Regions from separate parts of the Homo sapiens genome. Here region 2 is linked to region 1. A link is a loop called in an ENCODE intact Hi-C map of the cell type or tissue named here. Cell type or tissue: B cell. All regions are shown on one strand. Links, peaks and the distances in the headings refer to the core of each region. The heading gives the core; the rest is flanking DNA.

Region 1 (12,728 bases), core at 2,601-7,600:
TTCTGAATCCTTTGTTGTAATTTTGACATGCTCACAGCATGTTCCCTAGGAATAGATTCCATCTCAGGAAACCACTTTCTTTGCTCTTCCATGTCTTTTTCCAGGTTCTATCATGAGTTTGCAGCAATTCAGTCACATCTGTCGTCTCCACTTCTAGTTCTCTTGGTGTTTCCACCACAACTGCAGTTCCTTCTCCACTCTAGTCTTGAACCCCTCAAAGTCATCCATGAAGGTTGGAATCAGCTTCTTCCACGCTCTGGTTAGTGTTGATATTTTGATCTTTTCTGTGAATCACGAATGTTCTTAATGGCAACTGTAAGGGTGAATTCTTTCCAGAAGGATTTCACTTGACTTTGCCCAGATCTATAAGAGGAGTCACTATCTATGGCAGTTATAGTTTTACAAAACATCTTTCTTTTTTTTTTTGAGACAGAGTCTCGCTATGTCACCAGGCTGGAGTGCAGTGGCACGATCTCGGCTCACTGCAACCTCTGCATCCCAGGTTCAAGGAATTCTCCCGCCTCAGCCTCCTGAGTAGCTGGGATTGCAGGCACACACCACCACGCCCAACTAATTTTTGTATTTTTAGTAGAGACGGGGTTTCACCATGTTGGGCAGGATGGTCTCGATCTCCTGATCTCGTGATCTACCTGCCTCGGCCTCCCAAAGTGCTGAGATTACAGGCGTGAGCCACTGTGCCTGGCCACAAAATGTATTTCTTAAACAAGACTTAAAGGTTGAAATTACTGCTTGATCCATGGGCTGCAGAATGGCTGTTGTGTTACCAGGCATGGAAACAGTATTCACCTCCTTGTGCATCTCCATCAGAGCTCTTGGGTGACCAGGTGTGTCATCAGTGATCAGTAGTAGTCTTTTGACAGGAGTATATATTTTTTTTCCGAGCAGTCTCAACACGGACTTAAAATCTTCAGTAAACCGTGCTGTAAACAGATGTGCTGTCATCCATGTTCTGTTGTTCCATTTATAGAGCACAGGCAGAGTAGATTTAACATCATTCTTAAGGGTGCTAGGAGTTTCGGAATGGTAAATGAGCATTGGCATCAATGTAAAGTCACCAGCTGTATTAGCCTCTTACAGGAGAATCAGACTGTCCTTTGAGGCTTTGAAGCCAAGCATTGGCATCTCCTCCCTAGCAATGATAGTCCTAGATGGCATCTTCTTCCAATAGAAGGCTGCTGTAGGGTAGCCACCTTCATCAGGGATCTCAGTTAGATCTTCTGGGTAACTTGCTGCAGCTTCTCCATCAGCACTTGCTGCTTCACCTTGCACGTTTATGGTATGGAGGTGGCTTCTTCCCTTAAACCTCATGAGTCAACCTCTCCTAGCTTTCAGCTCCTCTTCTGCAGCTTCCTCACACACGGTTAGCTTTCATAGAATTGAGGAGAGTAAGGGCCTTGCTCTGGATTAGGCTTTGGCTTAAGGGAATGCTGCAGCTCATTTGATCTTCTATCCAGACTGCTCACACCTTCTCCGTATCAGCAATAAGGCTGTTTGGCTTTCTTATCGTTCATGTGTTCACTGGAGTAGCACTTTTAATTTCCTTCAAGAACTTTTCCTTTGCATTCACACTCAGCTAACTGGCCTTCCTCACTAAGCTTAATCATTATCAGCTTTTGATTTAAGGTGAGAGATGTGCCGCTCCTCCTTTCACTTGAACACTCAGAGGCCATTGTAAGGTTACCAATTGGCCTAATTTCAGTATCGTGGTATCGCAGGGAATAGGGAGGCTTGAGGAGAGGGAGGGAGATGGCAGAACAGCCAGTGAGTGGGGGAGTCAGAACACACACCATGTTTATCCATTAAGTTTGCCATTTTGTATGGTTCATGGTGCTCCAAAATGATTAGTATCATCAAAGACCACTGATCACAGATCACCATAAGATATAATAGTGACAAAGTTTGAAATATTGTGAGAATGGCCAAAATGTGACATATAGACATGAAGTGAGCACACGCTGTTAGAAAAAATGGCAGTGATAGACTTGCTCGATGTAGGGTTGCCACAGACCTTCAGTTTGTAAAAAACACAGTATCTGAAGCATATCAGTGTGAAGTGCAGTGAAGCAAGATATACGTGTCTGATGAAAGCATCCGCCTCACTCTGTTCTGGGCAGTGTCATATGGAATAGCTTCGCTGCCCTTGGAATTGTCTGTGTGCTCCCTGTTCATCCCTCCCAACCCCGATAACCACTGATCTTTTTACTGTCTCCATCACTTTGCCTATCCCAGAATGTTGGAATCATTCAGTATGTAGCCTTTTCAAATTGGCTTCTTTCACTTAGTCCTATGTATTTAAGGTTCTTCCATGTCTTTTCATGACTGGAGAGCTCATTTCTTTTTAGCACTGAATACTGTTCCGTTGTCTGGATATACCACAGTTAATCCATTTGCCTAGATGTGTCCATCATGACAAAGGACATCTTGGTTGTTTCACATTGTAGCAATTATGAATAAAGGTGTTAGGAACATTTGTATGCAGGTTTTTGTGTGGACATAAGTTTTCAACTCCTTTGGATAAATTCCAACGAGTGCGCTCACTGGACTGTATAGAAAGTGTATGTTTAGTTTTGTAAGATCCTGCCAAACTGTCTTCCAAAGTGTGCAAGCCTATTTTTTGACCAGGGCGGTTAGTCACACATAGCAGCCACATCTGTTGTGGTGCCTTCCTGGGAGGCCCCTCTCTTTTATAGTCCCATCAGTGCCACCATCTGCAGGGTCACCAGAGTCCCTGTAGGGCCAGAAGCACAAGTATGGCTGGTTCCTTATCTCCCTGGAGCCCTGGCTTCTTCCCACCTCTCTCCAGCCTCAACTATTTTTTGCCTTTGCCCTACGGGGACTGGCTGTCGGTTCTTCCCCGCGTGGCTCCTCCCCGCACTGTCTCGGTGGGAGCATCGTCCGGCCTTCATGCCCTGTAAGATGCGGTTCAGATGGCACCTCCTCTGTGACGCCCTTCCTCTCATCCTACTAGCCCAATTAAAAAAAGTTATTATAGTAAAGTTCAAATATATGTAAGTAGACTCAATAGTATAATGAACTCTGCCTGCCCCTCACCCTGCCTTTATCCGATCAGCCTATGGTCAGCCCTGTCCTGTCCATGACCACCCTGGAAATGGGCCCCAGAAATCATCTTATTTTACCTATAAATATTTTAGTGTGTGTCTCTAAAAGATAGTTTGAACTCACAGTACCATAAATCATACTTAAAAACAATTAACAAGTTCCTTAAGGGCATCCATATTTAATTATCGCTCAAATCTCCATTTGGTTCCTAAATGTTATACCTGTATTTATAATTTTTCTTAATTCAGGATTTATATAAAGTTACCGACTGTGGTTGATTCATACAACCTCTGGTTCTTGGAAAATCGGAGTTTTCTTTTTTCCCTCTGCTTTTGGTCATTTCATTGACTTGTGCGTACAGGTTTTTGTGAAGGGAGCTGGGAATCGCCTTACTGTTTTCCAGCCTGGATTTTGTGGCTTGCGTCTCCGTGGGGTAGTTTTCCATGTTCCTCCGTGCTCTGTTTCCTGCAAATGTGAAGTCGGGTGTAGAGCCTTGATGAGATTCCCATTTGATTTGTTTCTTCCTCTTTGAGGGATGGGCGAGGCTGCTCGCCACGTGGGGTCTGTGCTGCACTCTTGGACCTGGAGGCACAGGGCACTGGGTTTCTGTGGTGGAGGCAACCATTGATACTCAGTGTCTGTATCTCCTAGTTCTTTAGGCTTTCAACATTGTAACATTTTAATTCTATCTGCGAGTGTAATTTCTTTGCTAGGCTGTTTGTATAAAGAGAACTCCCCCCACCCCCACTATTTGTTTACCTGGTGGTACTGTCCATGGGGGAAAGATAACACCCATGTCAGTTTCTTCCTTTTATTTATCAGTTTCTAGTCAGTGGTAACCAGATAGGGCTTTTTGCTTGTTTGGTTTTATGGCATTATGTGGACTTACACATTTGCATTTCAGCTTATTCCAGTTATTATTATTAGGGTTCACATTTTCCCAGCTTTGGTCAGTGAAAGCTGCTTGAGGTGGGCCCTACATCCCATTGGCGTGATTGTCATGGCCTTTGAGGACCGTGTTGCTGTATACTGTGGTAAGATTCCCGGGGTCACATTGTCTGTTCCTGCCCCAGACCTGGAGTCAGCCTTTCCCAGAGAGCCCTGGTTCTCTGTGCTGGGAAGCGTTTGCGGTTCGCTATTGGGCTCAGGGCGGCCTGCTTTCCTGTTCCTCCCCTGTGCCCTCGGCACCTGGCCGGAGCATCTCCAAGCGTCTGCCACCATACACTGCAGTCCTCACTAGCCTCTTGCATGCGTTGGGGGTGGGGGTGGGGGTGAGTGGGCGGTGTTAAAGGCTACACCTGGGATTCTCCAGGCCTCAGCAGCTGGTGTTGTAAGGTTACATAGTAACAGTGTTAACCAGCTTGCCCTGTCTTTTCTCAAAGTTCCACCCATTCAGTTCCAGGGGTCCAGGACGTGCCTATCAGGAACAGCCCTTGGATGCCCTTGGATGCCTGCCTTGTGGATGTCATCTGCTCCCATGTCAGCCATCTCCAGGGCTCTTCCCGAGAAGAGGGCAGTCCCCGCCAAGGGTGTTGCCTCTCAAACCTGCCAAACTACAAACCCTCTTGGTACCTCCACACATCCCTGGAGTCGGCTTTGGGGAACACTGTGTTCCATGTCTAAGTGGAGTCCCGGGCCTCTCCCCTCCAGTGTCGCCTGTGCCAGCTGGACACGAAGCAGCAGATCAGTCATGAAAATGGCTGCTCAGCTCCGATCTGCCCTTCCTTCCGCAGGACTCAGGGACGCACAGCTCCCCAGGGCTGGTCACCCAAACAACAGCATTCCTTTCTCCTCGGCCTCTCCCCAGGCTGCTTGGGAGAGAAAACTTCCCTCATCCTCCTCCGCACACACTAAATGCCCTGCCGGTATCTTCTTTCCAGTGACTGTGGCCCCAGGTCGTCACACATGGCCAGACACAGCTGAATCTCAGGCTAGATCATGTTGGCACTGCTTCCACCCCTTGGATAAAATAAAATTCCCAGTGACTTCCTTAATATTTTGATAGGCTGAGTGGCTTATATGCAAACTTTGATGTAAACACTAGGCCAGAAATTGGTTAACTGTGGTTTAGGACTCCTAATCTTTCTCCGGATTTATTGAAAACATGTCTTAGAATGGTACGCACCAAGTGGTTCTCCCTGGTACTGCATCCTGCTGGCCACGTACCCTTTCCTGATGCTCCTCTGAAGGGAGGATGTTTAACGCAATGATCTCCAGCCAGTGTCCAAATGGCATAGAGCCACTTCCTTGTTGACATTCCCTGGGATCTGGAGGTCACTTCCAGCTCTTTCCTCTTTTCTGCAAGAGCCATGGTGCTGCACCTGCCTGCTGTGTGCTGGCACATGCCTGTGGGGTTGTGAAGGCTTTGTATGGGTCCCTGGACCACACCTGAGGAGGCGCTGTCTTAGTCCCGTGGCGGGCGGTGGGGCAGGCTCCCTGCACTGGAGGAAGCACCAGCAGGCTTTTGTGCGTGAACAGACAACTCTGTTGGCTTTCCTGCCCTCCCCTGTTTGCCTTCTTGATTTTTCCCTTCTCTTTTTGTTTCTGTCTCCATCCTGGTTGCATTCCCTCACTCCCCTCTTCTTTGTCCCTGCCAGGTTTCTGATGGGTTACTTCTTTGAGGAGGAGAACCCTACCACCATTCCAGAATACTCAAGGCAAGGTTTGAGGGGAGAATTAGGCGGATGTCCATTTCACAAGGCTTTGTTTTTGCCGAGGAGAACATCAGTGTCTGCCTTTAGTAGGTTGCCATCATCATAAGCAATAATAGCTGACTGTAACTCAGGGACTGTGCTGGGAACTTTCCATGCCCACGGAGTCAGTCCCTTCAGCAGCCCCAGGAGGATGAGTGCTTTTGCATACCCCACTTTGCATAGATCCCAAAAAGGGGACATTGGGACATTGGGAGCATCAGTAACTTGCTCGAGGTCACACAGCTAGAAGAGGGGAGGAGGGATTTAGAATGTATTTATTTATCTTATAACGTTTATTTTTTGATATATAAATTTATATTTCCCTTTGTAGTTTATTTAAATACTGTTATGCTTTTTTTTTTTTTTTTTTTCAAGGGACAGGGTCTTACTCTGTTGCCCAGGCTAGCCTTGAACTCTTGGGCTCAACCATTCAAGCCTCAGCCTCCCGACTAGCTGGGACTGTGGGTTTAGAATTTGAATCCAGTGTTCACCCTTCCTCCTGAGCGGTGCTGTACATTATGAACAGGTTGTTTGCCAGGAACTGGGATAATGCCATTTTCCTCATAAACCTTTGCCCCGCAAGCATGGGTAGACAGACAGCTGGTGCTTTCCTTGGTTATATTTGGCAAACTATATAACCAAACCAAACTTGATTATATTTGGCTAGTGGACCAGTTCTTTTGTAGTTGGTTAGAAAAGAAAAGATATCGCTTTCCCTTGAAAGAATTCATTCTCCATGAGATTGAGGTTCAGAAAATCTGTTAAATAAATCCCAAGCCCTGAGGCCTCCAAATCAGTGGCTGCTCCGCTGCTCCTCTCTCTCCCTCGACCTGGTCTCTCAGTGACCCCCTCATCTTTTCAAATCATAGCATGTTGGGACAAGTGTTCCAGGGAAGGCCTCTGTCAGTGTTTAGCTTACATTTCTTGGGTGTATCTTTTTGACAAAATTTTCCCCCCAGGGATAAGGAAACCAGAAAACCACAGTGGATCAGCGTGCAGGAATGCATAAGGGTGGCTCTGTGTGTGTGTGTGTGTGCATGTACATACGTGTGTGTGTGTGTTCATCCGTGTGTGTGTGTTTTCCTTCAGAGCATTTTAAAGGTCTCAGCTATTATTAACATGAATTTATTATCTATATTTAGGATAAGCCCACTAAGGATGATTTGGGATGAGCTGTGAATCTGTGGTGTATATATAGATCTCTGCACACGCGTATAGTGCATATTTATGTCTGCACGTACTCCTGGGCGTTGACATCTGCCTGTGGAATGCAGACATCTCTGTGCAGGGTTGTGGCCTGTCGTCTCTTGATTGGCAGTTGAAGTGTCCCGCATCCCCTTGTTATTAATAACTTGCTTGGGGCTACATTGAGTTGGGGATGTGCAGTAGTGATTTATCAAGACATTGTTATAAAGACACAAGGCTGGTTGTAATAGTCTAATCAGAACAAGTGTATTCAAAGTGGCGAGTTTCAAGCATGCTGTTTAGGAGACTTCACACTTATTTTCAGCGTTCAGAACATTGTTGAACCTCTGCTTTTGGCATCGTGGTCACAGCTAGTCTATGAGCCTTAGGAGAAATTATACTTGCCATTTGGTGCCCACTGTGAGTTTCTGACCAAGAACAAAATTTCCAAGCTTGATCACCTGCCTTATTCGTGACGCTTGGCTCCAAGTGGTTGTTAGCTGTTTCCAAAAAACAAATGTGCTTTAGAGGATGAACATTATGCTGTTGTCTCTGGGGGCCAACCCGTTAGGGGAGTTCCAGAAATATTTTGAATGATGACAGCATCATGGGAATACCAAGGGTCTCCCCAGGGGACTACTTTGAAGAGGGGCACATGCAGGTTGGTCATGTCTTTGTGTGAGTTCCAGGGTTCGAAAATAACTGACGTATACTGGTTGTGTATGTCTGTGTGTGTGTTGCCCGCACAGCTAAGTTTAGACACCGAGCTTTGGAGACCTCTGAGAGCCGACTCCACCTTTGATTTTCAGTTGTCTTTCATTTTGTACCCATTTGGTATTGTCTTGCTTGAGCCTTTGTGGAAATAGACCTTGACTTCATTTCTTAAGTCTTTTTTACTTTCTACGATTATGGAAAGGAAAAATATATATTTTATTTAGAAGGCAACAGGTGTACTTATGTTCTTCTCCTATATGATGGGTAGTGGAAATGTTTTAATTGCCTTCTTTTGTCTACTTTAACCTCATGATCATTGCCTTTGTTTGCTAGTCTCTCAGCATGCGTGGTTTTGAAAATGACCTGCACACTTAGCAGATGTGATACAGAAACCAAACCCCCGAACCACACTGTCAGGGGACTCTAAAAATGTGAAAACACCTGGTTTTGGTTTCTTAGTCATTCTGTTTATTTGGTGAACTCTGTAGCTTCAAACGTACAGCTTTGACCACTTAATGAAAGCATGTGGATAGTGACGTGAGGATGACCTGAAGATATGACTCCCTGTCCTTTGGACTAAGTGGCCTTTAAACCAGTCACGTGCCTGGCTCAACTTTAAAAAGAAGTAAAGACATTGTCATTAGATCTATACAATGTCAAGAATATTACCCGGCCTGGATTTAGGTGGAAATGAATTAAGTGCAAGTACTGATAGGTACTTTCTGGGGGTTAATTTTATTATTTTCTTCTCTTTAATTTTGATGTAGACATGGAGACAGCAGAGGGAGAGACACCAATTCTTAAGCATGTTGTGTGCTGGTGTGTTGCAAAACATTGCTGCAAGAGCTGTCTATCACCCGCAAGAGCCCTTCTGACCTGATCTGTGGTCGTACTGGACTTGTGGCAAGCTGGAATGTCCCCTTGTCACCAGTGGCGTGTTAATGTTACTAAAAAGCAAGGAAAATATAATTGAGTTCTCCCTAAATCTACCTGTGGCATGAAAAAATCTCTCAGGTTGCATCATGTCCAGAAATAACTATGGTGGGGCCTAATGGGAGTAATTCCCTGGCTCCAGGTATTTGGAGGAGGCAGGCAGCACTTCTCATTGGAGTGATTTGGAACCAAGGCAGTACATTTTCCTGCTGTTCCTGAACAATCTGAAGTTTTGCAGATCCTTGGAGAAATAAAAGCCACAGTCTTGGAACCTCCCACCTTCTTTTGGCCTGAGTCCTTCTCATGAATTCAGCAACCAAAATGGAGTCATGGGGACGGGTGGGACCTGCCGTGATGGTCCCACCTGCATTACCCCCATGGCAGACTAGGGTGGTGTGGCCTGTCTGGGAATGTGGTCTTTCTCTCTGAGAACCCAGCTATGTGGTTAGTAACTCAGGATTGTGGCCCTGTGGTTACTGTGCACTAATCAGCCCTCCAAACACTGGAGGAGCACACCCTGGTGTCTGCACCGCTGGCTGTTTTCAAGAGTGTTGTTCTCTTCCACCAAACAGCCTACACTCAGCCCTGCACTCAGATTTTGCTTTATTTGTTGATGAAGCTGGAAAGAGTCCATTTGACGTGTAACCTGGTCTCCGCTAAGCGGTTGTTCTCTATTCTTGTCAAATGTGAAGGCTTCCCAAGCCTGGTTATGCATTGTTGGCTGCCAAAGAGGGCCAAGTGTTTGAAAGTGAATACCAGATTAGAGAATTCATAAATGAAGATGCAATAACCCATCACACAATTAGAGTGCAGGATCCCTTTCCCACAATCAGAGTAACAGAGATGGGACTAAGGAAGTTGTACAGGCCAGAGAAGGGAGGGGGCTGTGGGGAGAAAGAAGGAATAGCTGGTTAGAATGTCCCTGTGTTTCTCAAATTCTGCAGTTTCCTAGCGACCCCTCCCTCAGGAGTGTAGCGAGGCCTGGCTGGTGTTTGACAGCGTCACATATTTTAAATTAAAGGCAGAGTGAATAAGGAGAGATGAAAGGTTTACTGCGTTTGGATCGTGAGTCTTTCAGCCAAGATCGTGTCTTAAATTTTGTATCTTGTAATATCGTATCTGTGGGATTTCGTCAATAATGCTGACAAAATCTGAAGTTGTACAAAGGGATAGTGGGAGTTTCTCATCAGAGGTCATAGATTTTGGTGGGTAAGAGTGCTGCTTGCTTAGAGGGGTTTTGGCAGCTGCCTTCAGGCAGTGAGAAACTGTTAAGGTAGGAAGGAGAACAGACAACTTCGGCTTAGATGAGAAATTGTGAGCACTTTCCAACAGTGACATCCCAGTACTCTGTTTAAGTGAAAAGCTGAACTCTCTTAAAACTCTCTTGCCATGCCTCATGTCATCATTTCTCCAGGATTGGAATGTGTGCCACTCCTAGAAAGGATTATTGGCAGAGTTTCAATGTCTCTCTCCTGTCTTTCTTTTCCTCTCTTCATTCCATGTGAATATACGAAGGAAGGTGGCTCCCCACCCAGTGCTCAGAGGTTGGGTGGAGGCAGCACACAGACAGGTAGTGACCCTTCAAGCATGGGGAGGCCAGAGTTCAGAGGACGGTGTGTGGGCTACAGCCAAAGAGGAGCGAGGAGCAGGGAGGCCTTTTGGAACAGAAACCCTGAGCCACACTTGAAGAATGATGAGGTTCCCTAGATGAGTGTGTGGGGGCAGGGGTGTGGGGGCAACCCCAGCAGAGCTGTGGAGATGGTGATGGGAACTTCCCAGAGCAGGAGTGTGGGGTTGCTGTGCTAGGAGAGGGCTGTAGGAACACCCAGAGTGGAGACACAGGCAGGGCCAGTTCGGCGGGGGCAGGCACCCCTCTGCAGAATGTGGAAAGGGCCTGGTGATGAGTATAGCTGAGAGAGGGCAGCCATGCACTTTTTGGGGCCCGCTGGGGTGCTCTGAGAGGGAGGGATGGAAGGTTGCAAGCCTGGATTCTTGAGACCTGGAGACCAGGGAACAGAGTGACCTTTGTCTTATATCATAAGGGGGTTGCAGTTGAGGACTAACGGATGCCGATGCCTCGAGAGGGTTTGGGGTGTGGGAAGAGAGGCCCCCGCCTCCATCCTGCCTCGCGGGTAGAAACATGAGCGGGAATGAGAGTGGTTCAGAAGGCCATCCTCCCGCAGGCAGCCTCACTCACGTACCTCAGTCTCTCCTCGGAAAAGTGTGTGCATGGGATTGTAATATCGCATCTATGGGAAATGTCAATGTTGACAAAATCTAAAGTTGTACAAAGGGATGGTGGGAGTTTCTCATTGGAGGTCATAGATTTTGGTGGGTAAGAGTGTTCCAGCCCGTATAACCCCACGTGCACACTTTGCTGAGGAGAGACTGAGGCACGCCAAGGAGTGACTGCACCCAGCGCAGGTTCAGCAGTGGCCAGGACGATAGTCCCCTTCAGGATTTGGAGTGAGGAGAAAAGGATTTATGGGGCTGACATTTGTTTTCAGACCTAAACCATTCCTGTAAAATTGCAACCTAATTGCTCAGTCTGGCGGTTTCCTCTTCCTGGTAGTGGGTGAATGGAGGTGGGGGGAGCGTCTCCCCTCTTTTTTGGATAGATGTTAATATTTTGCACTGCTTTTAGCACCTGGGGAAAACCCATTAAACAAACGTCCCCCCCTCCCATTGCTGCCTGAGGCAGGGGCATGTGACCCACACACCCTACTTTACTCGGAAACAGTGACTTTGCAGCAACCCTAAATCCTGCTGTGAGCCCCGCCTGCGCTGGTGCTGTGTGATAAACTGACACCTCCCCCTTCTTCTCTGTGGAAGACTCTCTTAATGCTGTGAGCCCCGCCTGAGCTGGTGCTGTGTGATAAACTGACACCTCCCCCTTCATCCCTGTGGAAGACTCTCTTAATAGTGTAGTTTGATTTCAAATTCATTATGAATAGATTTTTTTTTTTGAGTTGGAGTATCGCACTCTCACCAGGCAGGAGTGCAGTGGCGCAATCTTGCCTCACTGCAACCTCCGCCTCCTGGGTTCAAGTGATTCTCCTGCCTCAGCCTCCCAAGCAGCTGGGACTACAGGCATGCGGCACCATGCGCAGCTAATTTTTGTATTTTTCGTAGAGGCAGGGTTTCACCATGTTAGCCAGGATGGTTTCGATCTCTTGACCTCGTGATCCACCCACCTCGGCCTCCCAAAATGTTGGGATTACAGATGTGAGCCACTGTGCCGGCCGAGGGTTTTTTTTTTTAATTTTAAAGAGCTGGATCTATGTGAGCCCCTCGCGGTGGTGGTTGCTGTAATCCTCCTCAGTGATACGCTCCCGTGCTCAGTTCATCAGAACACTCCTGGGTGCGTGAACTCTTTTGAGGTGTGAATTGTTGCACTGTAACTCATTCCTCATTACCACGGTATTGCTGACGTGGCATGTAAGATGGGATGTCTTACAGGCCAAGACGGAACCTCCCCTCAGTCCTCCCTGTGAAGCCAGCCGCTGTGGCCCTTGGTGCCCTCTGAGGAGCCATCTATCCCAGCGGCCCCCAAGGGCTGTGTGGGGGATGCAGGCACAGACTGAATGGGATGATTTGTCCCAAATGCAGCTTTTCTTTCCTTCTCTAGAGTTTCTCATCACCAGCTGGGTGGCTGCAGGAAGGGTGTCTGAATCCTTACCAATACCCATGAGGCCAGGGATGGTCAGGCCCCCAGAAGGCCTCTTAGTACTCTTCTGGCCATCTGGGGCCATCTGTCCTATAGCATAGCCTCTCTGTCACATCGCACTCACCATGTGCAGGTACTTCTAAATGCAAGTGCGCTGGAGAATGTGTGTGTGTGTGTGTGTGGTTATGAAGGAAAACAGGACCTTCGCTTGTCGTGGTGTGTACAAGGGCAGGCGTGTGTTCTCCGATGTTATATGGATTTTGTGGCCCTGAAGCCGTCAGCCACTTGGAGTTTTGGGGGGCTCTGCCTCTTCCCCGAAGCTCTGTTCTGTGGAGGCCACAGAGCCCAGCGTCTGCATGGCTGCTTATTAAATTCAGTGGGCCACTTGGGTCTTGTGCACCAGGGATGGAGCCACTGGCTTCTGGGTTGCCTCTGGAGTTGCTGGCTTTTGGATA
Region 2 (12,728 bases), core at 4,269-9,268, 88 kb after region 1:
GGCCATTAAGTCCTCGTGAAGAACCTTTTGTTATTCTATTTACTTATTTTGTAGGAAACTTAATTTCAAACAATGAATAGCGTATCCGAGATCATATAGGTGGCAAATGGCGAATGGTGCTTGATTGAAACCCAGGTTGACACAGAATCATAAATGTTCTCCTTGCTTCAAGTCTGCCTCTCCTTCCACCTGTCTTCTGCTGTTTGAGCATCCTGCCTTTGTGCATTTCTCTGGCTCTGCCTTTATTACACCTGGGCTCATCCTGACTTCACTCGCCTAGCAGTGCTCTCCTCTCAATGCTCCTTGGTCGCCAACACTGCCTCTGCCCTAGGGTAGAGCTCCTCAGTGCAGTGGTGTGTTCTTGGAGAACCTTGTGCCTGGCATTCTAGGGTTCAGGCCAATGCCAGGGGACAGGCAGGCTGCCTTGGCTTCCTTTCTTCCAGGAAGAGAACAGGTATGATGTGTGTGTTAGGAATGGCCAGGCCCCTGCTGTGCATATGAGGACACCTCTGAGAGCCACATCCTTCACTTTCTCCCCGTGGGGTCAGGCATACTAACAGCTGCAAAAAGGACCCCTTGACAAGGTCTCACCAAAGGGTATTTTGATATCCTGTTCTTTAGGGGTTATTTTTTGTATAAACATTTATTTTTGTGTTACCTGATGTTACATGATGGAATACCTTATGTGCAGTTTATACATGATCTTCTTCACCCTACCTGAGATAATGTCAACATTATAATCCCTGGAAAGGTGGGACAAGCTGAGAACATCTCCTTTTATAGAAAACATGAATGATGCCACAGTTACAGGTACTTTGATCTTACTTTGTTCACTGGACAGATGCCTGTACACCAGGCCTTTAACTTTCATGCTGTAAATGGCAAACCTGCAGTTTCCTATTCTCTGGGTTGTAGACAGGATGATGCTTGCTTGTGCTGTTTTCAGCTAGTTTGTTGTTTAAAATGGCCACTATATAAAGAAGCCATGGATGTGATTTCTGGAGTTAACACTTACTGCAGTCTCTGTGATGAGCACTTGGTCACATTTTCCCTCATCCCTACCCTCTGCTCTGCTCTTTTTAGGGAAAGTACGGTGGCCAGACTTTAACCAGGAAGCTTATGTTGGAGGGACGATGGTCCGCTCCGGGCAGGACCCTTACGCCCGCAACAAGTTCAACCAGGTGGAGAGTGATAAGCTTCGAATGGACAGAGCCATCCCTGACACCCGGCATGACCAGTAAGTACCCCACTAAGCACCTGCTGCAGCTTCATTTGCTTTCACACAAACCAGTACGTCGCTTTCACCTGTGACACTAGAACTTCTCCATTACTCTGGGAAATTGAATGTGTGTTGTAAAACTAGGAAAAATCCTGAGGTATATGGCAATGGAACTTCATCCATAGGCAGTGGAAGGATGGTTCTAGATTCAGCTCTAGTCTTTAGGTGCCCTGTGGCAGTGTGCAGAGGCTGTGGGTTTCTGGCCAGAGCGTGGAAGTCAGAAAGAGAGTTGTGTGACTGGCTTTATATTTAGTGATCACTTGTTATTTTTATGATCCATTCACAAAAATGCAAAATTTGTCATTGTTCCCAACCTTGGAGGAAGAAAATCTAAATTCCTGCTTATTGTGACAGCTTATATTGGAAATGTTCTAAAGATTAGAAAGGAGAAATGAACTACCCAGCACAATAGATGTTAAATTGAGCAGAAACACAGGAGGGACAGGTGCCACATCTCCACACCCTGTACTAAAGGAAGGGCTCTTGTCCACATCTTTCTTTCTATTTTTAGAGATAGGGTCTCCCTCTATCACCCAGGTTGGAATGCAGTGGTGCGATCATAGCTCACTGTAACCTCAAACTCTTGGGCTCAAGCAATCCTCCCATCTCAGCCTCCTGAGTAGCTAGGACTACAGGCATTCACCACTACATCCAGATAATATTTATTTAAAATTTTTTATTTTTATTTTTTGGTAGAGGTGAAGTCTCTCCATTTGCTCAGGCTGGTTTTGAACTCCTGGCCTTAAGTGATCCTCCCGCCTTAGCCTCCCAAAGTGCTGGAATCACAAACATGAACCACTGCTCTCCTGACCTCCTTCTTTTTCTTTTTCTTTTTCTTTTTTTTTTTGGAGACTGAGTCTTGCTCTGTTGCCTAGGCTGGAATATAGTGATGTGATCTTGGCTCACTGCAACCTCTACTCCTCTACTTCCCAGGTTCAAGCAATTTGTGGCTCAGCCTCCCGAGTATCTGGAATTACAGCTGCCTGCCACCACACCTGACTAATTTTTGTATTTTTAGTAGAGATGGGATTTCACCATGTTGGCCAGGCTGGTCTCAAACTCCAGACCTCAAGTGATCCGCCCGCCTCGGCCTCCCAAAGTGCTGGGATTACAGGCATGCTCCACCTTGCCCACCCCTTTTTATTCTTCAAAGATCTTGAGAGTGGAGGGTACTTTGGGGTCTATGAAGCTCAGCTCAGGAGGTTGGTAGGCATTTTAAAAAGAGTATTTGTCACCACTTATCAGGAAAGTGATATGCATAACCCTCATTGTTATCCCATACCTGTAAGTTTGCTGATAAGAACCTTGATTGGGAGGTCTTTCACATTGGAATTCTCAGTGAATTAGTCTTGTTTCAGATTATTAAAAAATAAGGAGCTGCATTTTGAAGGCAGCTGTTTTCCTGGGTGCTTGGTATATCTTCCTGCTAAGTTAGAGTCATTCATTCATCAGTGAATGGAATATAGATTACACATCTACCATATGTCAGACTCTGTGCTCGGATCCTAGCATTTCACCCAGAAAAATCTGGTCCCATTCCAGCTGCTAGGGGTGGCAGGTGCACCAGGAAGTGAGGTCGTGTAGCTCCATGGGTTGGGCAGTCTACTTTGCATGAATACTTTTGAGGCACTCAGGAGGGTGGGAGGGTCAGGACAGGTCCCAAGAGCGGTGAATTGGGTGGGGACACCCAGGAAGAAGGAAGTGCAGAAGCCCTGCCAGGAAAGCATGGGGCTCCCAGAGAGCCAGCAAGTGTCTAATTTCACGGGCTGGAGTTTCAGGGATTGATGGGGGAGGGAGAGCTGGAGAGAGACAAATGGCCAGTGAAACTACATTCACACACACTGCATACAGTGAAAGAAGATTTTTCTCTCTTACTCTCAAGGACTTTATGGACAGTGTAGGTGCCAGTTAACTGCCAGGAGCTTCCTTTCTTAACAGCTTTCTTTGGGTTCTAGTCAGCTCTGTTCACCTATTCCAGCTCATATTTAAGAAATATGTAGCTTTACAGTTTTTTTAGGGCCATGGAAAAGTGTGTGTGTGTGTTTGTGTGTTAATATCTGATACATATGAGTATATGTAAACATACATATCTTATATAATAGTAAGAATCTCATCATTTTCCTAACTCCACTCCAAAAGATTGTCTTTGATTAATGTTTCCTGTCATCCATTAATTTCTTTTCTAAAGCCAGCTCTACTCAGTCCTTATGCTGTCCTGGTTAAAGTCAGCTTGACTAACTGTTTAGTACTGTATCTAAAATAAGGGGTGACAACCTGGGGTCCAAGGACCTCCAGGGAGCCATGCATGGGCTTTGGGATGTTGTGAAAGTGTTGAGGCCGAAGCTGTGTGCAAGATCGCAAGTGTATATGTAGGTGCGTTTCTGGGGACAGGGTCCTTCACTTTTTCCAGAGGGTCCCAGGTGTGTACTTCCCCACCACCAGCCCATCCCCAGGCTAACCAGGCCAAGCAGCCCATGCCAGGTGCTTCTCCGGCCCCCACCCACGTAATCCACACAACCCTTTAAGATAGGCTTGAAGCTTATCTTCATACACAGAGAGGAAACGGAGGTGCCCGGAATGTTGATAACTTGCCCAGTGATTAAGAGCTACTGACTGAAGACCAGAAAGCGTCCGTGTAGCTTTTAAGAAGGGCTTGGCCTAAACTCAGGGGAATAAAGTCTAGCAGAATCTAGTGCAGAAATCTTCCCTGATGACTTCAGTCGACTGCTTGGCATGACATCTCCATGAGATGGTCTGAATTTCTTTTCACCATGTGGGTTAAGAGCTAGTTTTCCCACAAGATTTTATCTTTACATACTTAACTTACCCTGTGAGCTGAGAGAAGAATGGTGTTCTTTCTCATGGCTCATCAGCATGTGGGCTGGCTTTCTCATCTGCCTCCCTTGCAAGTCCCTACAAAGTCCCCAAAACTATATGTACGTATATTTTTTTTCAAAGTTTTTGAAATATGAGTTTGTCCAAACAGATGTTTGAATATTCATCCCACAGTGTGGGATGCATTTTAGGTGGGTTTAATTTTAGTTCCAGCCAGTGTGTCATGTTCATTTGCATGTGTTAAAGGGGCAGCTGGGATGCCTTCCACATTTGTTGGATTTGGGCTAAATTAAAGTCTATCCATAGTCAATTGGATGCCTAGAGCTGAGCCGATTTAATGTCTCAAAGTGTAAGCTCTAGAATTACCATTCTTGTTGAATGTCAGGTTAAGAAGATTGGGTTACCTCTTTGAATTTCTCTCCCAATATATCTAATGGGGAGCTATTTCAGAATTTGACCTTTCTGTATAAAATGTTTTTTGTCTCTGCAGTATCTACCTTCGTGTTGATCAATAGAAATTCTTGCACAGTAGAATTCAGTCTTTAGTTTTGATAAATCTGAAAGCAGTACAGGTGGAGGGTAATTAAGAATGAGGTGTTTGGAGTCCTACAGACCTGGGTTGAAAATCTCAGACCCTCCAGTTCTTAATTCTGTGACCTTTATCATCTATAAGATGATAGAACATTACTCCATCTGTAACCTATGAAGATTAAGCAACATGTTTACATGGGCTGGTTGCCCCTCCCCTGAGCCACCTCAGTGAGGTATCCCTTGACCATCTTCCCTAGGAGTTCAACCCCCTGACCCCCACTCCAAAACTTCCCGTCCCCCTTTCCTGCTTGATTTTTCTCCACAGTTCCTCTCACCACCCACACACTGTGTATTTTACTTATTTTTTTCTTCCGAATAGTGAGTTATTGTATCCAGGGTTGTTATTCAGACACCTCCGGGCACTCAGTAAATTCAATAAGTATTTGCTGAGTGAGTGAATTGTTTAGCAGAGTGCCTGGCATATATTGAGTGCCCAATAAATCATGCAAGATATGAAGAATCATAAAAGAATACAGGAGAAGGAAAGGGGGATATTTAAGTATAAAGGTCCTGTGAACTCAAGATGGGCCACACACAAATAACCTCATTGTGTTTGTGTTCTCCCAGGACTGGAAAACTGCGATTATAATCCACCCCTTATTACCCTGAAGGATAGATACAAGGAATAAGGCTTCAGAGCCTCCCAAACAAACAGACAAACAAAAAACTCTGGGCTATGCTTTATTTACCTTTCTAGATGTATATATTGTACCAAGAAGAAATATTTACATGGAATCAGGAAGCACACAAAAGCCAGCTGTGAGTGAAATACTAAATACTATGTATAAGATATATTAGGTCCTCTTAGATATTAGAAAGATGATAGCCCATCTTATTTTTTTTTTCTTTTCTTTCTGCAAGGTCTCACTCTGTCACCCAGGCTGCAGTGGTACAATTTTGGCTCACTGTAGCCTTTCCCTCTTGGGCTCAAGTGATTCTCCTGCCCCAGCCTCCTGAGTAGCTGGGACCGTGGGTGCGCATCATGACGCTAGGCTAAGTTTTTGTAGAGATGGGGTCTTACTGTGTTGCCCAGGCTGGTCTCAAACTCCTGGCCTCAAGCAATTCTCCCGCCTTGGCCTCCCAAAATGCTGAGATAGTAAGTGTGAGCCACGGCATTCAGCCCCATCCTAGTTTTGAAAGCACCATTTCTTTTCTTTTTATTTTTAAATTGATATATCATAGTTGTTATCTATCTTGGCGGTACATGTGAGATTTTGATACCTGTCTACAATGTGTAATGATCAAGTCAGGGTAATTGGGATATCCCTCACCTCTAACAGTGATCTCTGCATGGTTTCTCAATTTAAAAAAATAATCTTCTTGCTTGGAAATTTCAAATAAATTATCAAGACTTAAAAGCAAATTAAACCAATGGGAATTCTGAAGTTTCTTTTTTGTAGTAAGTGTTTGTTTTTTCTCTCTCTCTCTGCGTTGGGAAGCTGTTCTTACTGTCCAGGCAGAAGGTAATGGAAAGTAGCATTGGTGGTGGTGAGAAGTGGTCTGGTGGGCTATATTCTGAAGGTGGGGCCAACAGGATGTGCTAATGGACTGGAGGGGGGTATGGCTTGGAAGAGGGTGCCAAGGATTGTGGCTGGCACAAGGGAAGACCTGCAGTCTCCTCAGCTGAGATATAGGGAGGCTGTGAGTGGAGCAGGTGTAGGGAAATGTGGACATGTTAATGCTGCTCAGTGTAGGTGGACCTGTTTTGTAGGTGGTGGGATATGTGTCTGGTGTTCAGGAGGAAGGTCTTAGCGGGAATGTAAATTTGGAAATGTTCAGCGTATGGATGGTATTTAAAACCGTGAGGCTGGGTGTTAAGCCCAAGGGAATGGATGCAGACAGAAGAGGCCCAAGGCCTGAGCCCTGGACGATTCCAACATTGAGATCTTTAGCTGTGAATCTGGAGCCAACGGCTGACACTTGAGGACAGTCTAACACTGTAGATTGCGTACTATTTTAGGCTGTGTTCCCGTGATCAGGAGATATAATTTTATGAAGCTATGCGACTGTGAAGCTAAAAGGAGCCTCAGGGGAGTGTCTAATTCAGTGGTTCTCAGCCTTGAGCTGTGCCACCCACCCAGAGCGAAGATGGAAATGTGGGGGTGGAGGATCGGGGGTTGTTAGAATACCCGTGGGGTGCTCCTGGCATTTACCACCAGGGCCCAATGAAGCCACATATTTCGTATAGCCCAGGTTGGTCTGGCACATTGAAGAGACTGTCCTACCCAAATGGCCACAGGGCTTCCTGTCAAGCCCTCATTTACTTATTTCCCCCCATTAGTTAAAAAAAAAAAAGCATGTTGAAGTTGTTTTTTTGTTTTTTCTGTTATTGCTCTGAGTCATACCTGCCTTCTCCATCAGCCAGCCCTCAAAAGCAGGTTGAAAGCCATCACCTCCTGAGCCTTGTAGCCCATACAGGCCCCACAGGAAGTCTCTGTCCCTCTGACTAGCAGCCGCATGGAAGTATGAGTGTGTTGTGGACTGAATTGTGCCCCCTCAAGTTTCTTACGTTGAAGTCCCAAACCCCAGAGTGACTGTATTTGGAGACAGGTCCTTTGTGGAGGTGATTAAGGTTAGAGGAGGTCCTAAAGGGTGGCGCCCTGATCCACCTGTCCTACAGGACAGGTGTCCTTATAGGAGGAGGAAGATGGAAAGAGAGATTTTTTTCCCTACCATGTGAGCACACAGCAGAACAGGGCCACCTGCAAGCCAGGAAGAGGCCTCACCAGGAACCAGATCTGCTGGTACCTTGAGCTGAGCTTCCAGCCTCCAGAGCTGTGAGAAATACAAATCTATTGTTGGGCCAGGTGCAGTGGCTCATGCCTGTAATCCCAGCACTTTGGGAGGCCAAGGCGGGTGAATCGCTTGAGTCCAGGAGTTTGAGACCAGCCTGGGCAACATAGCGAAACCCCATCTCTACAAGAAAATACAAAAATTAGCTGGGCATAGTGGCTCACACTTGTGGTCCCAGCTACAAGGGAGGCTGAAGTGGGAGGATGGCTTGAGCCTAGGAGGCTGAGCCTGCACTGCACTTCAGCCTGGGTGGCAGAGCAAGACCTTGTCTCAAAAAAAAAAAAAAAGTCTATTGTTTAAGGTCCCGTCTGTGGTATTGTCAGCCCAGGCTGACTAATACAGAGTGGAAACGATACAGCATGACCGGCAGGCCAGTGGGAGGACCGGCCAGCCAGATCCTGAAATGACTTGGGTAACACTTGCCTTCATTTTCTCTTAAGCTCTTCTGAAGCCTCTCCCCAGTGTTGTCTGGTTCAGAGGTTCCTGGGGTAACATCCCCTTGATGCCTTCTTTAGAGTGTGCTGCGCTTAGGAAGTGAGTGTCGTCAGGCTGGAGCGTTTCCGGGATCCAAACTCCTTTCCAGGAGGGTTTTGATTGTTTTTGCCTGGAAATGCATCTGATAAGAAAATAAAGTAGAGGAACCCAGGAAGTTTATGAAATCTCTTTCTCTCTACTAGGGAAAACTTGGGACAGTTTACATTGAAATTATTTACAGATGTAAAATGAAATCAACCTTTAGGGGGGAAACCATTTTCTTTGTTTTCTTCTTTCCCCTGTCAACTAGACACCGTTCCTTTTGACTTGTTTCATTAAATCCTTTAAAAACAAGAACTGCTTGTTAAAGAAACAGGTTTCCTTTGGGTTTCAAACGTTTAGTTATTAGAAAGCTTTTCTCTGCCTTGCCACCACTACATTTAAAATGTGGGGTTTTGAAACATTTTTGTGTCTCACGCTGAAATACCACTGCCTGAACCATTTCCCTACAAAGGAACCTTCTTTGAGAGGAGTGTGTCCAAGTTGTACATCTAATCGGTTTATCTTTAAGTCAAGAATATGTTGTTTTTACTCTAGTTACAGATTATAGTGGCTCACCCTTTGTTTAGAAGAATTACTAAAGAACTCTATTTTGACCACTTTTGAAATGTCTGCCTTTAACACAGCCAAAACATAGGTCAAAGCTCTTAAGGGTGTATTCTTTTATTTATTTTTTAGGGGCATTTAAAGAGGGCAGACATTGAAGGCCTGGGTTGTGCTGTTTACTCTCACTGGAATGTCAGTATTGATATCAGTTGTTTTAAGAGTGGCTAATCAGGATTAAGGATTGTGGGGAAAGATAAAATCCAAACTTCCCATTCTTATTCTGGAAGAACAAACATTGCTGAAGCCAAGTGAAGGTTTTCAGCATTAAGTCAGCCAGCTTGGAGGGAGGCTTTGGCTAAGGCAACTATTAGGGGACTCAGAGTTTTCTTTTTAGGGGGGCAGAAGATCTAGGGAAATCCACACAGCTCCCCAGTGGGAGTGTGATTGGAGACCCAGGCAGGGCTGGAGCTTTGTCCTTATGTTGTACTTCTCGGCAGCTCGCGGCGTCTCATAAACATGCGCCGCTGGCCTCCTGAGATTCTTGTGACGGAACCGCTGCTCCATGGTAGAGCTGGCCCGAGCACCCACTCCTCCCGCATCAATTTGCTGCCCAACTCCAACTCTGTATGCCGCACCACAGGGTCCTGGTGGAGGAGATGGGAGGCCACACGGGGTGTCACAGGTGGGGACAGGCGCTTCTCTAGGCTTAGCTGTTCTGGCTTTGTTGGCATTTGTGGCCGTGGGGCAGGTGGAGTTTGGGTGTGGTGTAACAGTGAATGTTTAAAAGCTTGTTCAATAATCACAGTAACAAAGCAGTTCATTGAACATTTTTTGGTATCAAGGCCCATGCTCAGCCTTTTGTGTGCATTAATTTTATTTAAGGCTGGGCACAGTGGCTCACACCTGTAATTTCAGCTCTTTGAGAGGCTGAAGCAGGAGGATAGCTTGAGACCAACCTGGGCAATATAGTGAGACCCCATCTTAAAAAACAATTACTCTAGTGTGGTGGTGTGCACCTGTACTCCCAGCCGCTTGGGAGGCTGAAAGGGGAGGGTCACTCGAGCCCAGAAGTTTGTGGTTGCAGTGAGCTATGATCATGCTATTGCACTCTAGCCTGGGCAACAGAGTGAGACTCTATCTCTAAAAATAAAAAATTTTATTTACTCTGCATCACACTCCTGTAAAGTGGGTAGGGATGCTATACTTCTGATGATGTCGTATACCAGTTCCCAGAAGGCTCGGAACTCAGACCCCACTTCCAGAAAGTAGAAGAGTTGCACACAGGAGTCAGGTTCGGCAGGATGTGAGCTCAGTTTGCAGAGCAGAGGTTGTTTTTCTCATTTTTCACATTGTCGGTTGGAACATGTTTGGGGAGAGGCAGGCAGCTAGGATATCCCGGGGCCTCATAAGGCACCACCTTGTATCTAGAGAGCCTTAGTCCCCAGGGATTTTACAGTTACTAAGCCATGAAGTTTTATCACTTGTCTATGAGGCAGACGAGAAAGGTGAGCCACTTGCCTGAGTTCTAACAGGGCTCACTGGTGGAGGAATTGGAGCACTCTGTATCCTGGGCTCAGGGTTCTGTCTAACAGTTGTGGCTCCCTTACTGTCCGCTCTTCAGAGGGTCTTTCATACTCCCGGCTTTTAGGCATGAGTCTTGGCATGAGGCCTGAATGCACCTAAAAAATGGAAGAGATGGGTGTTGGTAACTTGCAGCCAAACAACCTCCTAAGGGAAGCTGGCCACACGTTGATGGGATGCTGAGAAATGGAGAAGAAATGGGGTTGTTTTTCTTTTTCCAGCTTCAGATTCTCGAAGAAAATGTATTGGAAGAGTGCACTCTATTTCTGTTCCCTTGGAACATTGCTGATGCCGTTCAGGAAGTGAGACTGCTTGTGTGTTCAGTCAGTGTGACATCTCTGCCTGTCAGTGTGACATCTCTGCCTGCTGTTGGAAGGGTGCTGGCAGGCTCAGCGAGATATACGAGATGTGGGGAGTGGGAAGTGGCCAGCAATAATGGCTCCTTGCTTAACGGGTCCCCCACCAACTCATCCCAGGTTGTAACTTGCATCTGATATGCACAGTTCACACCAAAGCCATGTCATTATTCATCAGCGTGCTTGTTTATGTTTTGTTTTTATTTTTTGTGTCTTTATAAAACCAACTTCTGGTTTCAACCACAGACCGTTCTTTTTCTTCCCTTGATATGTTTCCTCTTTTTTTTTGGTCTATTTCAGGCCTTCTCTCTGTCTGAATTAAAGAATGCATTGAGACTGGTATAAGTAGACTGTATTGATTTGACTGTAGAGATTTCGTTTGTGTCGATGTTGGCATCTCTGAAGGGCCCGTTTCAAGTCTCCTTTTCAAAGATCATTAGCAAACGTATTCTCAAAGCTTAACCCCTGAGTGGCTGCCCACATGTGTGGCTCAGTTTCCCCATCTGTAACTCTGGGTTATGGTTTGGGCAAAAGCACAATGATGCTAAATGAGTTGTGTGATTTGCTTTCTTTACTCTTTAGTCTTTTCTTTCTGCCATCATCCTGGGAATGCAGTGATGACCATGAGGATCGTCTTTGTTGTCAAGAAACTGTAGTCTTCCCGGAGAGGCAGACAAGGAAACAGGCAATTACGTAGCCTAGTAAGGATAACCTAACCACCTCTAGACCATTTACAACAGAGCTCTGTTCTTTCTATTTTAGACCTGTTTGTGAGTTTCTGTTATTTTCTTAGTAGACTGGCCCTTTTATCATTATGAAATGCACTTCTTGTCAGTGGTAATGCTTCTTGTTTTACAATATCAGTAGAGCTGCACCATCTTTCTTTGGTTTCATGTTTTTGCATGGTATACATTTTCCCATGCTTTCACTTTCAAACTTTTTATGTCCTTATATTTAAAGTGTATCTTCTGTAAGTAGCCTATAGTTGGATTTTGGACTTTCATCTGCTGTGACAATCTTTATCTTTTATATGGTGTATTTAGTTCTTTTACATTTAATGTAAGTACTAGTTTATTGGGGTTTAACACCAACATCTCACTGGTTGTGTTCTCTTAGTTCCACCTGCTTTGTGTTTCTTTTTCCCTTGCATCCTCCTACGTTTTTTCTTCTCTGTTGGTTTGCTAAATTCTTGACTAGTAAGTCCACATGTAGAGCCTAATGTAAATGAATAATTTTATTACTTCTTAGACAATGCACAGACCTTCTAATAATTTACCTTCCACTTACCTTCAGCCCTTTGTGCTCTTGTTGTCATTTAGCTTAATTCTTTCTTTATAAACTCTATAGGATATCTTTTATTGTTTTATGCAGTAAATATCCTTTTGATTTATTCACATATTTATATTCCCATTGCTCCTCATTTCTTATATTTCTATTTTTCTACCTAAGACCATATTCCTTCTGTATTTCATTAGTATTTCTATTAGTCCCAGTATGTTGGCAATGAATTGTATCCTTTTGTTTGTCTGAAAACATCTTAACTTTACTTTTTTTTTTTTTTGAGACGGAGTCTCGCTCATGTTGCCCAGGCTGGAGTGCAGTGGTGTGATCTAAGCTCACTGCAACCTCCGCCTCCCCAGTTCAAGTGATTCTCCTGCCTCAGCTTCCCAAGTAACTGGGATTACAGGCACCCACCACCATACCTGGCCAATTTTGTATTTTTAGTAGAGACTAGGCTTCACCATGTTGGCCAGGCCGGTCTTGAACTCCTGACCTCAAGCCATCTGCCCACCCCAGCCTCCCAAAGTGCTGGGATTACAGGTGTGAGCCACCACGCCCGGCTTACTTTTGTTTTTGAAGAGTCTTTTCACTGACTGTGAAATTCTGGGTTGACAGTGACTGTCAGCACCTTTACGTTGTCTTTCAGTTGTCTTCTGTTTTTTGTTGTTTCTGGCGAAATGTCTACCGTTAGTCTTGTTCTTTTTGAAGACATTTGACTTTTCCTTCCAGCTGCCTTTTCAGATATTTCTTTTTTTCAGCAATTTTGCCATAATATGCCTAGCAGTTGTTTTCCTTGTGCTGAACCTGTTTGGGATTTGTGGAATTTCCTGACTCTTGAGCTTCATGCCTTGTCAGTTTTGCCATGCTGCAGTTCTGTCTCCTCTTCCTCTGAGACCCTAATTTCATCTTTGTTAGATAATTCTGCGTTTCCT

What was found. Peaks named below come from ENCODE experiments on the same cell type or tissue, not always from the same donor. Only the 100,000 strongest peaks of a DNase experiment are listed, where the experiment ranks them.
Region 2: a loop joins it to region 1, with 2.9 times the contacts of the local background. A loop is called at or near these places in 3 of 110 quality-filtered maps.

Annotation. Positions count from the first base shown.
Region 1 is chr1:230,115,823-230,128,550 of GRCh38, forward strand. The region is part of intron 1 of GALNT2 (polypeptide N-acetylgalactosaminyltransferase 2); the gene reads left to right. Among named protein-coding and RNA genes, the nearest start is that of GALNT2, 55 kb to the left of the region's middle. RefSeq lists enhancers at 7,309-7,438, 7,449-7,658, 11,180-11,474 and silencers at 8,400-8,694, 11,353-11,432. In B cell, for the core only: CTCF peaks have their summits at 5,204 and 5,406; DNase peaks (open chromatin) are centred at 2,826, 5,229 and 7,539; H3K4me3 peaks cover 110 bases; H3K27ac peaks cover 1,351 bases.
Region 2 is chr1:230,202,054-230,214,781 of GRCh38, forward strand. It overlaps GALNT2 (polypeptide N-acetylgalactosaminyltransferase 2), which reads left to right. Exons shown (of 16, transcript NM_004481.5): 3 at 1,084-1,237. Among named protein-coding and RNA genes, the nearest start is that of GALNT2, 140 kb to the left of the region's middle. In B cell, for the core only: no CTCF peak of the experiment used is centred there; a DNase peak (open chromatin) is centred at 6,878; H3K27ac peaks cover 4,329 bases.